Regions from separate parts of the Homo sapiens genome. Here region 2 is linked to region 1. A link is a loop called in an ENCODE intact Hi-C map of the cell type or tissue named here. Cell type or tissue: K562. All regions are shown on one strand. Each heading gives the region's core, and the rest is flanking DNA. Links, peaks and the distances in the headings are about the cores only. Region 1 overlaps LHFPL3 (LHFPL tetraspan subfamily member 3). Region 2 has its middle 17 kb from the start of ORC5.

What was found. A loop is a pair of places that touch in the nucleus more often than their neighbours do. Peaks named below come from ENCODE experiments on the same cell type or tissue, not always from the same donor. Only the 100,000 strongest peaks of a DNase experiment are listed, where the experiment ranks them.
Region 2: a loop joins it to region 1, with 2.5 times the contacts of the local background. A loop is called at or near these places in 1 of 110 quality-filtered maps.

The regions. Positions count from the first base shown.
Region 1 is chr7:104,547,747-104,550,246 of GRCh38, reverse strand. All of the region lies in intron 1 of LHFPL3 (LHFPL tetraspan subfamily member 3), which reads right to left. Among named protein-coding and RNA genes, the nearest start is that of LHFPL3, 220 kb to the right of the region's middle. RefSeq lists an enhancer at 1-121. In K562, for the core only: a CTCF peak has its summit at 1,188; no DNase peak of the experiment used is centred there.
Region 2 is chr7:104,219,575-104,229,506 of GRCh38, reverse strand. No RefSeq gene overlaps it. Among named protein-coding and RNA genes, the nearest start is that of ORC5, 17 kb to the right of the region's middle. In K562, for the core only: no CTCF peak of the experiment used is centred there; a DNase peak (open chromatin) is centred at 4,946.

The sequences.
Region 1 (2,500 bases), core at 1-2,500:
GTTTTTTGGATGAGATTATTATTTAAATTGGTGGACTTTGAGTAAAGCAAATTCCTAATGTGGGTGAGCATCATCCAATTTTTTGGAAGCCTTAGTAGAACAAAGACTGACCTTCTCCAAGCAAAAAGGGTTTCTGCAGTAGGCCACTTTTAGGTTCAATCTGCAAAACGGACTCTTTTCTAGGTCTCTTGTCTGCTGGCTCGTCCTGCAGATTTGGATTTTTCAGCCTCCGTAACTGTGTGAGCCAATTCCTTAAAATAAATCAATCTCCCTCTGTACACACATCCTATTGGCTCTGTTCCTCTAGAGAGCCCTGACTAATACAATTGCCCCTTCCCTTTGGCCTCTGCTGTACCTTTTACAGTTCTATGATATTACAGCTAGCATATCATATTTATTGGTTAACATCTCTGTCCTCCTTCTGCAAGCTTCAGGAGCACAGGGGCTCTGTCCCTCATCAATGTATCCCCAGTGCCCACTCAACATAATAAGTTGAATTATAAATAAGCAAGGTCCCCAGATAGATATAGGAACACAGATGTTAAGCAAAACGTTCCTCACCACGTAATAGATATCTTCAGAAGGTTACTCAAAGTTGTTATAATTTTTGTTCTCTTATCTCATGTCTTCCTCCTTGTTATCTGCCAATTATAAAAGCAAAATCTTGACAGAAATGTCCCTTGTGGGTCCCTACCACTCCAACACATATTTGGGTAGAGGAAGTGCATAGCAAATTATAATGCAGTGTATACATAAGTGTGTGTGTGTGTGTGTGTGTGTGTGTGTGTGTGTGTGTGTTGGGTTAAGGGCATGTGCCAAAAGGAGCATAGCTCAAAAAAATAATAGGCTACTGATTCCTTTAGCCCTATTTCAATGAATTATGATTATTTGTCCTAATCAATAATATTTACCATGTGCGTAACACTGATATATATATATATATATTCTCAGATTGTCGTGAGAACATATATATATGTATGTGTGCATATGGAGAGAGAAGAGAGAAGTTAGTCTCTTAGCCTCTATCCTGGTCTGGAATCTTCAGCAGCCCTCCTGGTTACTGCACGGAGTGTGGACTTTCCCATTACTTTTAAAGTCATATTTGCTATTTACTCCTTTCTCCACCAGCGTACCAGGTTCCTTCATTACTTCCTGTTCAAGTTTTATAAATTCCTATCTCAACCTGTAGAGGTCCCTTTTCTCCACAAGTCCAATTACTGGATTCTTCAGAGTTGAAGTAATGTCCATTTCTCCCACATATTTCCTGACTGAAATTCTGCCCAAAGAATCCCTTAGAGGCTACACATTTCAATCAAAACACATTTAAAACACATGTACCAAGCTGTGGTCCTGTTGTTTTGTGCAGGGAGCCAGGCTGAAGGGTCCTTGAGGCAGAAACAATGGCAGTTGCCTCAAATCCTCCCTAGGCTGGTTCATAGTTGGCTGTTAGTACTTGTGCTCTGACTTATTGAGGACCATTGTTTTGTGTCTCTTTCATAGAAAGATACAGAAAGGGGAGGTAAGTACCTCATTCCTGACACTCACCTGGGCTGGCTAACAAATCCAGGGTTGGCCAAGCTATAGCCCTCCTTGACAGGGATTCTTAGTGGTGTATTTAGAGAACGTATTTTTCTCCAGCAAAAAGTTCTTTATTTCGTTCCATCTTTATTTCGTATTTGTTTATATAATACTCTATTTTAAGGGGATAAAGTATATCCCAAGAATCTTCCAATCAGATTGTTGGCTAGAAATCCAGTTAATTTCCTTGCAAGACGTGGAACTTGATGGCAAATAAACTTTGTAAATCATCTAGAATGTGTAAGAAATACTGTAACTTTATCCCATTTAATTTTTAAAATCCCCAATTTTAAAAATCAATTTAGGATGTATATGGATTGCTGTTTACTCAAACTCTCCATTTGTTACTTTTTTTCTCTTACTTTCATTTTATTGAACACAGAACTATTTATGTGCTTGTGTACACACATGCAACTGGAGAACACATGTTTAAAATAAAACAAGAAATCAAGACAGAGAGGAAAACTGCATTCATTATCTGAAAGAAAATTTCATGGTTAAAGAATTTTGGTTTCAGACATTTTGCTTCATATTTTGTTTAAACATAAGACAAAAATATTGATCAGGATAAGATAACACTTTAAAAATGTATCCAGCTTTTAATCTTTAAGTATTAATTAATTGTGCATATTGTCATATTTGCCTAGATGCATGTTGGAAAAATCATGTTCTATTGTACCACTTCCTCCCAGACTTAGAATAGGTGAGATCTAACTTGTACTTGATGATATTTACTGTGAGATCAAATGAAAAGATTTTTATTTTCTAAAAATTTGAAACTATAGCTGGTCATCATATTACCTTTCACTAGACACATTTGATGTAAACGAAAACTGAGGTGGGAATGGCCAAAATATTCCTTCTGAAAGCTTGTCTGGTCCCTAAAACTTGGAAGAGCATACATCTCTATTTCATTCTCCTA
Region 2 (9,932 bases), core at 3,992-6,491, 320 kb after region 1:
GCTAATGTTTCTCAGGCTTCCATACTCTCCTTCTTTTATCTTCTCATTCTATCCATTCTCCTTGAGTGACTTCACTTATTATATGAATTTCACAACCATCTAAATGTTAATGACTCCTAAATCTAAGTGTTTAGCTCAAATGGCTTTCCTGAGCTCCTGAATCATTTAGCTAACTTGGCATCACCATTTGGATGTTTTCCAGGCCCCTCATATTCTACCTGCCTGAAACAGAATTCATTTTCCCTCTCCTAGTATTCCTGACCTCATGATGGCCACTGCTCCACTCAGTATCCTGGCAGTCATTGTTGTACTCTCCCTCTCTTTAACCAAACAAGTTTTATTATACCATCTAAATTGCCTTCAAATCTGTGTATTTCTCCTCATTTTCTCTTCCTGGTGTTGGTTTATCTAACAGACAGATTTATTGCATGAGTAAGGCACTAGCAGACTATGAGATTTCAAGTAGCCCTCAGAAATTCCTCACTGGCCAAGACTCTAGGCTCTTTGTCATGTAAGAATTCTGTAATACCTTCATCTGAGAAAAAGATGAACATTGATAAACAGGTACCAGAAGACCATAATACTGAAAGATGTACAGTGTCCTCTTTCTAAGAAATAATTGATACATTAATGTAAGTGGAAGAAATTAAAACATCAGATGTTCTTCAGAATCATTTTATCTTACTCAGTCTTGGGAATTTCTGTACACTGTTTACTTTGTCATGTTTATGATAAGCAGTAGAGGAAGCCCATCTCTAAAAGCTCCAAATAAGAGAGAAGAAACACCGTACTTAGACATTCTCACTGTTGATCAACTCAAATGTAAAAAAGAGGCATTTACTTTGCAACCTCCTCCCTAGGTAAGCAATGACCGGATCATATCTGCAGAGTTGAACTGTAAATAGACATTATCAGCTACTCAGAGGGCAGGAAAGGAATTCACTTTTAGAATTAAGAAATAGTTTCAAAAAAGAAAATTCACCAGTAGAAAATTGAGAAACCAGTGTGTAGATAATATCTAACTGTAAATGAACAAAAATGTTTAAGAAGAAGAAAAGGACATTGTTTAAAAGCCCTTTGTCTGGGCTGGGCATGGTGGCTCATGCCTGTAACCCCAGCACTTTGGGAGGCTGAGGCAGGAAGATTGCTTGAGGCCAGGAGTTCAAAATTAGCCTGGGTAACGTTGTCTGTTAGAAAAATCTTGTCTATTAAAAAAAAAAAAACCTTTTGACTGATATCTGTTGCCTAAAATTCTGAGTCTTTCAAACCAGATGATTAATTTACACTTTGCAAGGAGGAGAAAGTCATCCTTAATCTTTGTCAGATAATTTCTTCAAAACACCAGGAATCAAGGAAACAAACAAAAATTGAAAGTAACTTAATATTTGATATATCAAAAATATATATTTAACGTAAGAAAATATCATAACATAATTGAGTTTTCTTGCAATTATTTTATGGCTCAGTATAGTTTTTATTTGAAATACACATGGGGTACAGTAGTATACATCATAATCTTTGCAATAGTTGAGTCCTTAATGTGACCCTACTTCTGCCATTTCCTATTTGAATTCCTTATAAATTCTAAACCAGTTTACCAAGTAAGAGATTTTAAAGGCCTCTGTGTTTCTAATTCTGTTGTTTTCAATGTTTTTGATACTGTGATCTTTCCAAGATGCAAATATCCATGCTTAAAATCCTTCAGTGGCTCCTCATGATCTTTATATCATGTCTAAACTCCATGTCATGGCACACAAGACTGTTAATGTCAGGACACCCTTACCTCCCCAGTTTCCTATTTTTTTTTAACGTTCTTTTTCAGTCTTATTCCATATTCTTTTCTCTACTGTGTACCCAACGCTTGCGCTCTGCTGAAACCCCCACAGGTATCCCAATGTTTTCATGCTCTTTCTAAGCATTGAACCTTTGCGCATTATTCTCTCATTCAGTAACTCCTACATATATTTCATTATTCATAATAGAGATCATTTCCTCTAGGAAGTCTTCTATGATCTATGCATTTGGTTCCATGTCCCAGTATCAGCATTTTTGTGTCAGTTCTCCAAACCTCGATTCCCACAGGGCAACAAAATAAATATGATGACAGTTGCATGTGCAGTGGATTTTGTTACAAGAGACGAAACCTTGAGCTTGGGGAACCTGAAACTTTTACAATGGGCAGTAAACATAAACAGGCCTGCTCTTGGCTTATATGGTATACATTATCTTTACCATACTGGACAGAAATGCATCTCTGCTCCCCTTTCTCCAGAGGGAAACATTATCTCTAGCTTCCAAAACTGTTTGGTAGATAAATATCCTGGAAGACATAGTCCTAAAGAAAGGGCAGTCAATGGCTTACTCACAAGACATGCAGAAATCTGAGAGACCCTGGGAGCAATGTCTCACCACAATATTTGAAAGGTAGAGTCAGGACTTATGAGAGATTTGTGAGGTACTGAGCAAAAAGAGAAACAAATATAAGACTTCAAAATATTTTGGCCTGAACTACTAGAAAAATGAAGTGCCAATTTAATGAGATGGAAAGGGTATAGGAACGGCAGGGTAAGAATTAAAGTTTGGTTTTGGTAAAGTTAATGAATCAATAAAATAATAATTATAATAATATTTATTGGGTATTTGCCACTTGCTGGGAACCAGGTTAAACACATCACATACATTCACTCAACACATACTGAGCTCCTTATATGTACTAGTCACTATTTTGCAGGTAAGGATAGGGCATTGAACAAAGTCGACAAAAATCACTGTCTTCACTTGTGATGTTTGTATTTTAATGAAGGATAGTCAGACAGTTGTGGAAATTCAATGTGGGCAGAGATAATCTCTTCTTGGAAATACAGAGATGTCAGCCTTGTGAGGTGGATGTTATTTTCTTCCCCTTCCCCACAACTTTACAAATGAGGAAACCAAGGCCTAAAGTCACAGTTAAGAAGTGTCGAAACCAAGATCCTAACCCATGTCTGTTGAAGTCTAGATCCTGTGCTTTATTATTTATCTTTTGAATAAAAATGTTTTCATGAATATTTACTTGTAGAAGTGAATATGTCTCTTAAGAAATGTTAAATTAGCCTGTCTGATAAAGTTTTCTTTAGAAATTCAATGTTGAAAGTTTGAAAAGAAGTAATGTAAATAATTGATCTGGCTGTTGCAGTGGAAAAGTTAACTGAATTGCTTTTCAACTTAATATTGATTTAATTTCACTGTGATATTGAATTTTCTTATATTTCATTATATAAATCACTTTTGAGTATAGTTTTATTACATTTTCTTATTACTTTTTCTATTATGGTGTAATTTTTAAACATATTTTTCATTGAAATAAATGAAATAAATTTTAGTTGAGGCAAATTTCAAAATATTTGTCCTAGTCAATGTAATATTATATAAGACTTCTAATATATGTTAGTAGCTCTCAGGGAATACGAAGTATTGGAGACTGTGGTCCCGCAATATAAAGTCAATGCTTGGCGCTACTTTTTCATCACTTGTCAAACCGAGAAAAAGTTTTATAAAAAAAAATTGAGGCAGCTATTTATGGTAAAATTCTAGAATAATATGATCAGGAACTTAAGAAGCATTATATTTTAGGTGAAATGTAATACAAAGAAGAGAGATAAGTAATTGTGGAGAAGGGATTATTTATACATTTATTCAACCTCTCATTTATTCTGTGTTTATATTTCTATTTACTGAGGCTTTGCATTTATAGCACTCAGTAAGCTTCTAATTACATCTTCATTGTCTTCCCCACTGGATTGTAAGCTTCATGAGAACTATTACCATATGTCTCTTGGTCACAGTCTGGCACTCTAGCATAACAGGTCCTCAGCAAATGTTAGATTAGCCAGGCATGGTGGCACAAGCCTGTAGCCCCAGTTACTTGGGATGCTGAGGCAGGAGGATCACTTGAGCCCAGGAATTTGAGGCCATAATGTGTTATTATTGCACCGGTGAACAGCTGCTGCACTTAAGCCTGGGTGACAGAGACCCTCCCTGTCTCTAAAAAAAATGTAAAAACATCTCAAAAAAAAAAAAAAAAAACAAAAGCTAGATTAATGAATGAAGGAATTAATAAATGACTATGGGTATTTTAATCCCATTGGTACCTAAAAAACACAAGCAGAAATAGCCATAATACAAGATTGAGATTTTAGGTGCTATAACAAATGCAAATAATCAATCTATGGGCTGCGAACATTGGGGGAGTTTTATAGCATTGGAGCTAGAACTATATAGGTAGATGTCTTAAGTTTGGTTCCCTATAAGATGTAGCCTGAGTCAATGATGAAAGCGTTCATGTGAAAGGTTCAAACTCAGGACAGAGGGTGAATAAAAAGAAAACTGAGACAAGAGAAGATATGTGAGCTTGGATTTTAAAAATATCTAGTTGAGTTCTACTATTATCCAGAGTGTAATAACCTGGAAAGAGCATCGCTCCTACTCCAATAAGAAAAGCTAGATAAACTAAAAAATTGTAATTCTTTTTTAACCAATCACAGAGCTAAAATGACAAGGAGGCTGGGAGCGGTGGCTCATGCCTGTAATCGCAGTACTTTGGGAAGCTGAGGAGGGAGGATCACTTGAAGTCAGGAGTTCGAGACCAGCCTGGCCAACATGGTGAAACCATGTCTCTACTAAAAGTACAAAAATTGTACAAAATAATTTTTGTACAATAAAAGTACAAAACTTAGCCAGGCATAGTGGCATATGCCTGTAACCCCAGCTACTCAGGAGGCTGAGACAGGGGAACTGCTTGAACCCAGGAGGCAGAAGTTACAGTGAGCCAAGATTGCACCACTGCACTCCAGCCTGGGTGACAGAGTGAGTCTCTATCTCAAAAAATAACAAAAACAATAACAATAAAATGACAAGGAAACCAAGCAGCCTAAAATGTAGGCAAAGACAGGCTCCCTCAAGGAGAGATGAGTCATGAGCGCTGAGTCACTGATGGCAGAATATTGGAGGAAAAAAGGCAGCTGCCATACAAGCAGGCAAAAACATTCAGTTAAAATTTTTAATGGTTTGGTAAAGGCCAACTGTGGCTAGCATGGAGCCACAGAAAAAAGGGGAGTTCACACTCATTCACAGGCTCATCTCCACGAACCTTCACTGGATACTCACAAGAAAGATTGAGGGCAGAGCAGGAGAAAGCCTCCCTCAGATGTGCAAGTCTGGAAGAAAAGGAGTGGAAACCTCTCCTTTGGAAAATGAATGTGGGAAAATGTTGGAAACTGAGAAATGAATGAAGCCCTGCCTTGACCTTTGTCCTTTATAAAACAAAGTCCTAAGCCTTTGACAGAAAGGCAGCAAACCCTGGCATCACCCAGCTCCCACCCTAAGGATAAGGAAACACTACAGAAATTCTGAAGCTGAAAGTAACCATAGCAACAACAAGCCCCAGATGCAGCTCACTCAGAACTACTTTGACTTGATGCAGTCACACATTAATATCTACTTGAGCATTCCAAATTTGAGCATTTAAAATCTGAATCTCTGAGGACATGCCCATTGGATAATTTCTGATTTCTGATTTTTAGATTTGGGATGCTCAGCCCGTAAGTATAATGCAAATATTCAAAAATCTGAAAAAATCCAAAATGTGAAATATTTCTGGTCCCAATCATTTCAGATAAGGAGTATTCAACATGTATTTACCACAATCTCTACTGTTCTACACATGATGTATAGCATTCAATAAAAACTTATGAGACATATAATTTTTTTAAGTACAAAAAAGCCTCTGACAAAGACAAAGCAATCAACAGAATGAGACTCAGTTGATCCAGATGTTTGAGCCATTAGACAGAGAATTTTAAATAACTTTGATTACTATGTTAAAGAATCTGGGCCGGGCACAGTGGCTCAAGACTGTGATCCCAGCACTTTGGGAGGCTAAGGCAGACAGATCACTTGAGGCCAGGAGTTCAAGACCAGCCTTAGCCAACACGGTGAAACCCCATCTCTACTAAAAATACAAAAAACTGTCTGGGCATGGTGGCACGTGCCTGTAGTCCCAGCTACTTGGGAGGCCGAGGCAGAAGAATCACCTGAACCCAGGAGGTGGAGAGAGCTAGGATTGCACCACCACACTCCAGAGTGAGACTCTGTCTCAGGAAAAGAAGAGAAAAGAAAAGAGAAAAGAAAAGAATCTGAGGAAAAGGTAGAAATGAACAGATGGGAATTTTACTGGAGATAGAAACTATAGAAAAGAGTGAGATAGAAATGCTAGAAATAAAAAATATTGTAGCAGAGATGGTAAATGCCTTGGATGGGTTCATCAGTAGATTTGACAAAGCTGAAGAAACAATCAGTGAATATGAATATAAGTCAACAGAAACTGAAACACAGAGAGAATAGAGTATGCAGGGGTGGGATGAGAATATCAGAACAGAACATATAAATACTGCAGGACATCAACCAGTGGTCTAACATACTTGCAGTTGGAATTTCAGAAGAGAATAGAGAGAAAGGGGCAGACTGTTTGAAGAGATCATGGCTAAAAAATTTTTTAAATAATGAAAGAATCAAATTACAGACCTAAACAGCTCAGAGAACACCCAAGCAGAAAAACAGAAAAAGTAAAAATAATACACCTATACCCATCATATCCAAACTATTGAAGACAAGTAAAGAGAAAATCTTGAAGATGACCACAGCAGAAGACAATGTAATGTCAATTTCAAATGCTGCAAAAAATCCATCCTCACCCAGAATTATATACTCCGCTAAAATATCTTCTAGAAATAAAGGTGAAAAAAAAGATGAGAGAATTTGTTAACAGCAGATCTGCCTTAAAAGAAATATTACAATTCTTCAACCAGAAGGAAAATGATACTAGGCAAAGATTTGGATCTACAAAAAGAAATAAAAAATTTCCAGAAATGATTAAATGAATGTTACTATAAAAGCCTTAGCCTTATTTATTTATTAATTTTAATTTTCTTTTTCTTTTCTTTTTTTTTTTTTTTTTTTTGAGACAAGGTCTTGCTCTGTCATCCAATCACAGCTCACGGCAGTGTCAACCTCCCTGGCTCAAGCGATCTTCCCACCTTAGATCCTCCAAGTAGCTGGGACTACGGGCGCACACCACCATGCCTGGCTAATTATTTTATTTTATTTTTGTAGAGTTGGGGTCTCCCCATGTTGCCCAATCTGGTCTTAAACTCCTGGGCTCAAGCGATCTTCCCTCCTCAGCCTCCCAAAGTGCCAGGATTACAAGCATGAGCAACTGTGCCCAGTCCGTTTTATTTTTTATTTTAGTCATTCTAAAATATATTTATCTAAATCTGTACAGTTCAATACACTAGCCATTAACAAAAGGTAGCAATATAATGTAAACTAATTAAAAATTTAAAAATAAAAGCTAAAAATTCAGTCCATTGTTATAACTAGCCGCATTTCAAGAGTTCAACAGCCACATGTGGCCAGTGAATACTGTATTGGACAAAACAGAAAGCTTTATTGCACAGCACTGGTCTAGCAGCAACATATTTTGGGTTTATATAATATAATAAGATATAAAAGATGTGACAACAAAAGCACAAAAGGTGGGGGTGAGAATTGAGAATACCGTTGTAAGGTTCTTACAGTAGTCTTGAAGAAGTTTAATATGTTTAAAGGTAGATGGTAGTTAATTAAACGTATGTATTATAAACCCTAGGGCAAACATGACAACAACTTTAAAAACTGGCATAATAAGCCCAAAGCAGAGGCAAAATGTAATTTTTTAAAATGCTTAAGTAACCTAAAAGCAGGAGCAAAAACGAGAAAAAAGGAAAAAACACAGATGAAACAAATAGGAAACAACTAGCAAGATGATAGATTTCAGTTCAACTGTATCAATCATTAAGGCAATATAAATCATCTGAAGACACAAATTGAAACACAGAAATTGTCAGACAAGATAAATAAGGATAAATAAGAAAGTTCTCACTACAGCTGTCCCTTGGTATCTGTGGGGGATTGGTTCCCCCAGACCATCAAGGATACCAAAAAATGTGGATGTTTAAGTTTCTTTTATAAAATGTCTACAGTACTTGCATAAAACCTATGCATGCCATCCTGTATACTGTATAAATCATCTCTAGATTACTTACAATACCTAAAACAATATGAATGCTCTGTAAGTAGTTGTTATACTGTATTGTTTTTATTTGTATTATTTGTATTGTTGTATTGTTCCTTATTATTTTTTTCTAATATCTTTTGTTCCTGTTAGTTGAATTCATGCATGTGGAACCACAGATACAAAAGGCCAATTGCATACACTGCCTACAAGAAACCCATTTTAAAATAGAACACAGGTGGGCTAAAAGTAACAGGATAAGAATGTCAAATATCTGGAATTCTCATAATTGCCAGTGGGAATGTGAAATAGTGCAGTCACTCTGGAAAACAGTTTGGCAATTTCTTATGAACTTAAACATACATTTATCATACAATCCAGCAATCCCACTTCTATATTTTAGTTAAGTGAAGTGAAATACCTATGTTTGAAACTGCCCTTGCAAAAATTTTAATGGAGAAATCTAAGCTAACTGATTATATCTTGTGTCTAACCTCCAAGCTTTCCTTATTCGTTCCTGAGTATAGGCACAGCTAAACATGGGAGGAATCAATAACAACAATCCTTTCCCAAAACTAACTCCCTTATTGCTCAGGGACTGAAACTGCCTTTGTAAAACTAACAAATTAGCCACAAGCTTGGAATTATGATTCAAGAGTCAGGTAGCCAGAGGTCACAAGATTTGTAACCTTAATTTCTCCTATAGATAACACTACTATTGTGAACCCTAAGATTGGTGTTTGAGGTACTTCCCAGACCCTGCATTCTGATGGACCAGCTGGCGCCATCTGGACTGGTAACCCATACCAAGAAACTGGCCTCATCTGGTCTTGTGACTACCAGGTAGGAACTGACTCAGCAAAAGGAGACAGATTTGACCCCCTGTGATTTCATCCCTGACCCAATAAAGCAGCATTTCCCATTTTCTAGCCCCCTGCCCACCAAACTATCCTTGAAAAATCCTAGCCTCTAAATTTTCAGGCAGGCTGATTTGAGTAAAAACTCCCTTCTTTCTGCTTGGCTGGCCCTGCAATTATTGACTTCTTTCTCTATTGCAATACCACTGTCTCAGCTCTCAGTAAATTGGCTCTATCTGTGCAGTGGACAAGAAGAACCTGTCAGGTGATTACCATACACACACACACACACACACACACACACACACACCCCTGTTCATGATTGTTTATAGTGACTCTATTCATAATGTTAAAAACTTGATGTAAACAAAGTGTCCTTAACCTAGAGAATAAACTATGATGATCTATGTAATGGATTTTTGCTCATCAATAAAAAGGAATGAACTGCTAATACATGGAATAACATGAATAAATTTCAAATGTGTTATGCGAAGAAAAAGAATTAAACTCAAAATGTTGCATATTATATGATTCCATTTGTATGACATTCTGGAAAAGGTGAAACCATAAGAAAAGAAATAAGATCAGTGTTTGCCAGATTCTGGGGGAAGGGGAAAGAGGCTGCCTACAGAGGAGTGCTGGGGAATTTTGTGGGTAATGAAATTGTTCTATATCTTGATTTTGATAGTGGTGACATGACTGTATATGTTTATAAAAACTCAGAACTGTACACTAAAAAGAGAAAATATGCACTATGCCTCAATAAATCTGAATTTTTAAAAAAATATGTATTAGGGATCTCCAGTGAAACAAAACCAATAGGATATATATATGTAAATGAGAGGCACTAGTCAGCCTGCCTTCATGGTGATTGCAAAAGGCAGGGCCCAGCACTCTTTCATGTATTTGATTTGGGGTTCTAGAGGCAGAACTGGGCAGATTCAAATGGAGCCTAAAGGTGTAGGTGGGCAAAAACATAAGCCTCA